Regions from separate parts of the Homo sapiens genome. Here region 1 is linked to region 2. The links are chromatin contacts, found by Hi-C or POLR2A ChIA-PET in ENCODE. All regions are on one chromosome and are shown on one strand. Each heading gives the region's core, a stretch centred on a gene start or an enhancer-like site at or near the end of the contact. The rest is flanking DNA. Distances are from core to core; before and after follow the strand shown.

Region 1 (3,470 bases), core at 396-2,895, 38 kb before region 2:
AGCTCCCTCAGCACTTTTCACAGATTCCCTAGGATATCCTACGATTGATACGTTTCAATGAGCCATCTTTATCTGTGTTTTGGTTCCAACTAAATATTAATTCATAGATGCGCTAAAGACCCCACATTCTTAATTCCAGATTATTTTATGAAGATATCACTTTAAGGCCGGGTGTGGTAGCTCACGCCTATAATCCCAGCACTTTGGGAGGCTGAGGCTGGTGGATCACAAGTTCAGGAGATCGAGACCATCCTGGCCAACATGGTGAAACTCTGTCTCTACTAAAAATACAAAAATTAGCCAGGCGTGGTAGCATACGCCTGTAATCCCAGCTACTTGGGAGGCTGAGGCAGGAGAATCGCTTGAACCCAGGAGCGGGGTTGCAGTGAGCCGATATCGCGCCTCTGCTCTCCAGTCTGGGCGACAGAGAGAGACTCCATCTCAAAACAAAAACAAACAAACAAACAACAAGAAAACTCCAAAAATACAAAAACTAGTGTTTCCCAGAACACATGCTGAGAAGTGTGTTCATCAGGAAACGACAGAGCTCATCCCATAGCACTGAAAACATTCCCGCTCATTTCTGAGAATCTTTGCTGAATCTTTACACAAAGGGTAAAGTTACTCCACTCGAACCTGTGGGCTTATCTTTCTCCATGGCACATTCTAACAGCATGTTTGTGCCTGTCCTTCCTTCTCACAAAACACAATAAAGGTCCTTCTAGTGAAAAGTACTCTGAATGGGTCTCTCAAAGCACTTGTTTAACAGGAAAGCTTAGTTGGGCTAGAGGATTTCCTTTCTTTAAAAAAAAAAGAAAGCAACTTTCTGTGCTACAACCCTCATTAAAGAAACTAGCGCAGTTCAGGCTGCTTAGGCAGTGTTTTGCTAGAATGGGTGCTGGTCCCTGGTGTTAGTCTGGTGGTACCTCGCAGGGTGACTCATGTTCTGATGTCTTAAAGAACTGATTCTCTGAAGGAAATTATTCAGGATGTGAAATGTCAAGAAAGACAGATGATGATTAAAAAAAGAAAGAGAAGTCAGGGTGACACTGACCTTAACTGGGAAATTGCACAAATGAGAATATAGTGGGAAAGGAAAGAGGGATGAAGAGGGCAAAGAGAGGAAGGGAGGAAAGAAGGAGAGCAGACTGGCTGTGAGGGAGGCAGGGCACATGGGAAATGGGAGGAAAGAGGTCTGGCATTTACTGAACATCATCTGTGTGCTTGGGAAGGGCGCAGAGAGGTATTAGAATAAGAATTTTTGTAAAAAGTCACAGGCAAAGTCATTTGATATGGGTTTTGAGAAGCGAGAACCACCCAAATCCCCTAGGAATATAAATCACCCTTGGAAAACATGACTAAGATTCAAGACTGAGCATTTTTTTTTTTTTTTTGAGATGGAGTCTCACTTTGTCACCCAGGATGGCGTGTAGTGGTGGGATCTTGGTTCACTGCAACCTCCATTTCCCAGGTTCAAGCGATTCTCCTGCCTCAGCCTCCCGAGTAGCTGGGATTATAGGTGTGCACCACCATGCCGGGCTAATTTTTGTATTTTTAATAGAGATGGGGTTTCACTATGTTGGCCAGGCTGGTCTCGAACTCCTGACCTCAGGCGATTCAACTTCCTTGGCCTCCCAAAGTGCTGGGATTACAGGCATGAGTCGCCGCACCCGGCCAAGACTGAGCTCTTTTAATGCCCATATACCGAGGGTAGAAATCTACAAAACATATGACCTGCAAACTGAATGATCAGGAAAGGATCCTAACCACCAGAATGGGCAGGCAGAGTTGTAAAAAAACAGGGGATGAGAGTTTCCACCCACTACATGCGTCTCTGACATTTCTGCAGGCACCCAATCCCGGTCCCTTTGCTGTGTCTCGGACTACACGTCTGATGGCGTGCCACCAAGCACCAAGAGCAAAGTTGACCCTGGACCCCATGGAGCCAATTCTCCTGCCACCCCATCAGATATCTACATTTGGTAGAGATTCCAAAATTGTGATAGGAGACTAAGCAGTGCAATTAGCGGGGAAAGGAATGAGGAAGAAGCATGTTTTATTCACTGTTTGGGCAATCAACTAGAACTTCCTTGTAACTTGTCTGGCTGCTTCAGCTTTAGCTAGTTCACCAATATCCAGTCTGGACCTGTTATGACAGAGGCCACCTTCCTGTTCAGATTGGTGGGAATTCCATTTTCTTTCTTTCTTTTTTTTTTTTTTTTTTGAGTTGGAGTTTCACTCTTGTTGCCCAGGCTGGAGTGCAATGGCACCATCTCAGCTCACTGCCACCTCTGCCTGCCGGGTTCTAGTGATTCTCCTGCCTCAGCCTCCCAAATAGCTGGGACTACAGGCACTTGCCACCACGCCTGGCTAATTTTTGTATTTTTAGTAGAGACGGGGTTTCACCATGTTGGTCTGGCTGGTCTTGAACTCCTGACCTCAGGTGATCCACTCACCTCAGTCTCCCAAAGTGCTGGGATTGCAGGCGTGAGCCACTGTGCCCGGCAGGGAATTTCACTTTAATTTTGGTCAAGTATCATGAGTTTAGTACCTTCTGATTCAAGGCAGAAGGCACTTAAGCTCAATCCTCAACAGCTTGAAATCAAAACCAGAAACCCACTCTAAGAGGTAATCCATCTAAATGTTTGCTATGGAAAGGTAGCGGACACACAACATACAGGAGTCAATGGCCTCCCCACATTTGGGTGAGATGGGGCTCGCGGGGTGCATGCACTCCCCACACTGAGAATCTCCCCACAGGCAGATTCTGTGACCAGAACAGGAAGAATCATTGCAGAAATGGGATTTCATGCATATCACATCTTCTACAGGTTAAAATTATTAGAAAAAAATAGCTCATCCAGATAGCAGAACCCAAGAAAGAGAAACTAGAGGGGGGGTTTGGCATGGGGGAAAAAGAGGCTTCTAGAAAGCCTTCAAGGGCAGAATGGCAGTAACAGAGACCTCGGGAAAACCAGCTAAAATCCGAGGCTTCTCTGACTAAGGCTGCAGGGAGGCGTGTCTGGAGCGCTGAAACCAGAACACTATGATAATGATTTCTGTGAATGTGATGCTAAGGTTGTTCGGCTAGAATTTTAGGGAACACCATGGAGGAAATATTTTCAGCCTGATATCAAATCTGGGGTCCAGAGAGAAAAGTCTCAGCTTGCTCATGGAGAAGAGCTACAAGAGAAGCCCACATCTGTTTGCCAGGGTGGGAGAACCAGCAGGAGATGAAATAGAAAAGCCACAAAAGAAAAGGCATCATGGTAAAAGCAAGCCATGTTCTACTGCCTTCAGTGATGTACTGTCTGCGGTCACTTACACTCAACATTGGCAGAGACCACGTGGTCCACAAAGCCTAAAATGTTTACTTGCTGGCCCTTTACAGAAAAAGTTTGCTGGCCTTGGTCTAGACCCTGCCTCTGATGCTGGCCTGACCCTGGGCAGACCATATACATATATATATA
Region 2 (3,706 bases), core at 664-3,163:
ACTAAAAATACAAAAAATTAGCCAGACATAGTGGCGGGCACCTGTAGTCCCAGCTACTTAGGAGGTTAAGGCAGGAAAATTGCTTGAACCCAGGAGGTGGAGGTTGCAGTAAGCCAAGATCGCGCCACTGCACTCTAGCCTGGGTGACAGAGTGAGACTCTGTCTCAAAAGAAAAAAAAAAAAAAAGGTTAAGGTCAAGCGCATTGGCTCACACCTGTAATCCGAGCACTTTGGGAAGCTGACTGGATCATCTGAGGGCAGGAGTTAGAGACCAGTCTGGCCAACATGGTGAAACCCCGTCTTTACTAAAAATACAAAAATTAGCCGGGCATGGTGGCAGGTGCCTGTAATCTCAGCTACTCAGGAGGCTGAGGCAGGAGAATCGCTCGAACCCCGGAGGCAGAGGTTGCAGTGAGCTGAGATCATGCTATTGCACTCCAGCTGGGGCAACAAAGCAAGACTCTGTCTCAAAAAGAAAAAAAAAAATGTTAAGATGGTAGATTGTATGTTGTGTATATTTTATCACAATAATTTTTTTTTCTTTTCTTTTCTTTTTTTGAGACAGAGTTTTGCTCTTGTTGCCCAGGCTGGAGTGCAATGGTGCCATCTTGGCTCACTGCAACCTCTGCCTCCCAGATTCAAGTGATTCTCCTGCCTCAGCCTCCCAAGTAGCTGGGATTACAGGTGCCTGCCACCACGCCTGGCTGATTTTTTGTATTTTTAGTAAAGACACGGTTTCACCATATTGGCCAGGCTGGTCTCGAACTCCTGACCTCAGGTGATCCACAGGCAGGAGCCACCGAGCCCAGATAACAATAAATTTTTTTTAAGTACTCAGTTGTTCTTTATCTCCTTTGGAGAAAGGAGAAGAGATTTAAACTGATTTCAACTAAAAAATTTCCTGATCAGACAAGTTGCCAAAAGAATAACTGGAATTTCTTCTCTGACTGTGTTTCTCAAGTATCTAGCCAGGCAGTGTGCTAAAAGCTAGGGACAGTGGGAAACCAAAAATCACACATCCTACCTTAATGGGGCTAAGAGTTCAGCCCAATGGCTCTGAAACTTTAGCACATATGAAAATCCTCTGGTGGGCTTGTTGAGCACAAATTGCTAGCACCTACACTCAGGATTTCTGACTCAGGGGGACTGGGCTGGGGTCCAAGACTCTTCATTTCCATCAAGCTCCCGGGTGATGCCAGTGCTGCCGGTACAGGGACCACCCTTTAAGAAGCTCTAGGGCAGGAGGAGGGACTTGTAGGTAAAGAAGCAGTTTCAATCAAGTGTGCTGTGATGGGAATCCACCCAGTATACATACTAGGTAATGCATCCACCTGTCCTAGGAGAGGTCAAGAAAGCCTTTCCTAGAGGAGGTGTTGCAGAAATTGAGGTCTAACCTGAGACCTACAGGACATGTAGGAGTCAGACAGGTGCATGAAAGGGACAGAGCATTTCAGGTGGAGAGTGTCCGATTTGCACAGGTCTAGAGGTAAGAACAGCCTGTTCTTGAAATTGCAAATCTTTCCATGTCATGGGCAGTCAGAGAGTGATGGGGAAAGTAATGAATAAGGAAGAGAGAGGTGAGGTCTATCAAAAAGGACGTTGGAATCCTACAGTTTATCCACAGGATAAAAGGAAGCCAACCTCAGGCAGGCTTGCAGCATTCAAGAATTGAAGCTCTAAGAACTAAGGTGAGCTCATCAGCTCCGGGAGAAGGCATAGGTCCAGTAGAGTCGCAGACTAAGCAGGTGGGGAAGGGGGCAGTTGTACATGCCCCTCTAATTCTCGCATCATCTCACACAACCCAAGCTCCATTTCCTCAGAAAGCCTTCTGCTGCTCAGGTAAGAAAAACCCAAGGCCATTGTGCCATCCAGTACAGTGGCCACGAGCCATGTGTGGCTATTAAATTAGCTAAAATTAGAAGCCAGATCAGCAGTTGCACTAGCCTCATTTCAAGTGTTCAACAGCCACCTGTGACTAGGGGCTAGAAACAGGAACGCTTTTGGGCCAGGCTCGGTGGCTCATGCCTGTAATGCCAGCACTTGGGGAGGGCGAGGTGGGTGGATCACCTAAGGTCAGGAGTTCGAGACCAGCCTCGCTAACATGGTGAAACCTTGTTTCTACTAAAATAACAAAAAATTAACCAGGCTTGGTGGTGCGCGCCTGTAATCTCAGCTACTCAGGAGGCTGAGGCAGGAGAATCGCTTGAACCCAGGAGGCAGAGGTTGCAGTGAGCCAAGATCGTGCCATTGCACTCCAGCTTGGGCAACGAGAGCAAAACTCCATCTAAAAAAAAAAAAAGCAGAACACTTTCATCATCCCAGAAAGTTCCCTAAGCCAGCACTGGTCCAGGAAATGAAGTATAAGCAGGATTAGATCTAAGACTTGCCAGGCATTTTGGTTTTACTGCCTGAAGCCAGCAAGCAACTGGTTTGGGTCTTCACTCATGAAAACACACACACATACAAATATATACACAGAGAGCTCTAAATTGATTTTTAAAAAATCTATAGGGTATAAAGCAAGACAATTAACAATTATACATTATATACAGTCTACAAATATCCTAGATATCACTTTTATAATGAGATATAAGGAATTCTGGCTGGGAGCAGTGGCTCACGCCTGTAATCCCAGCATTTTGGGAGGCTGAGGCAGGCAGATCACCTGCAGTCAGGAGTTCGAGACCAGCCTTGCCAACATAGTGAAACCCCATCTCTACTAAGAGATACAAAAATTAGCCAGGTGTGGTGGGGGGCACCTGTAGTCCCAGCTACTGGGGAGGCTGAGGCAGGAAAATTGCTTGAACCCAGGAGGCGGAGGTTGCAGTGAGCAAAGATCATGCCACTGTACTCCAGCCTGGGCAACAGAGTGAGACCCTGTCTCAAAAAAAAAAAAAAAAAAAAAAAAGAAAAGAAAAGAAAAGAAAAAAAAGAATTTTCTTAAGCTACTAAGAAGAATCCTAGAATCATACCTATTCTCCAAAGCCATCTGTAAATCCTAAAAATAACCAGTCAAGGGAATTGAGGGAGGAAAACATAGTCCAGATTAGAATTCTAAAAGGCCATTTTTACTGTTTACATGCCAAAAAAAAAAAAAAAAAGCTAAGCTTTTAAAGCTTTCTCTATTGTGTATTTTACCAAAGTCAGTATGAAGGATTCAAAATATTACATAGCTAATCCTTACTCCAAGTTCTAAAAATAAAATGCAAGAGACGGTTGCATGCCAAGTTGGTAACAAATCCCTATGCCAAGGATAGAAGTGGAAATTGATGCAAGGAGGAAATGAGTTATGCTGTAAAATGAAACACACACCCAAGAGAAAGGCTTAACCCTTGGGCTGACCATAGCAGCAAACACTGTAACCAGTTAAAAAGTCCAAGAAGCCAGAGGTAGATGATAATTCTACAAATTCAGAGATGTTCTTGTTTTCCCAGCTGCTCCACAAGGACTTTACCAGCCTAGATAAACAGAGCCCGCCTTCCACTTTCCATGAAGGATCAGGTGGGCAGCTTCCCAGTGAGTAAGGTGGGTGGCTGAGTATCCTTATCTTGATGGTGAGTGACAGGTGGCTTTGGGAAGTGTACTCAGACAGGACAGCTTCCTTGCTCAACCGTGGTCTGACCCAGGCATATTAAGGGGAGGACCAGCTCAGAAAGAAAGCAGAGCCAAGTGTATGCATTGCGCAAAACCTCTGATGGCCAGGAAG

The links. A loop is a pair of places that touch in the nucleus more often than their neighbours do. ChIA-PET counts read pairs that join two places held with the same protein, here RNA polymerase II (POLR2A). Pooled maps may share reads with other maps.
Region 1: a map of breast epithelium shows a loop between it and region 2 (14-fold over the local background). The contact joins two enhancer-like sites. A Hi-C loop is called at or near these places in 4 of 168 maps with a recorded cell type or tissue (Caco-2, aorta, breast epithelium and 1 more) and 1 of 50 pooled maps. POLR2A ChIA-PET finds 5 or more read pairs at or near these places in 7 of 52 experiments (A549, MCF 10A, PC-9 and 4 more).

The regions. Positions count from the first base shown.
Region 1 is chr18:57,727,344-57,730,813 of GRCh38, forward strand. The region is part of intron 2 of ATP8B1 (ATPase phospholipid transporting 8B1); the gene reads right to left. Among named protein-coding and RNA genes, the nearest start is that of ATP8B1, 74 kb to the right of the region's middle. Within about 2 kb of position 1,646, at least 5 of the 41 ENCODE cell types and tissues checked have a DNase peak (open chromatin) inside an H3K27ac peak, as active enhancers do.
Region 2 is chr18:57,765,503-57,769,208 of GRCh38, forward strand. All of the region lies in intron 1 of ATP8B1 (ATPase phospholipid transporting 8B1), which reads right to left. Among named protein-coding and RNA genes, the nearest start is that of ATP8B1, 36 kb to the right of the region's middle. Within about 2 kb of position 1,914, at least 3 of the 41 ENCODE cell types and tissues checked have a DNase peak (open chromatin) inside an H3K27ac peak, as active enhancers do.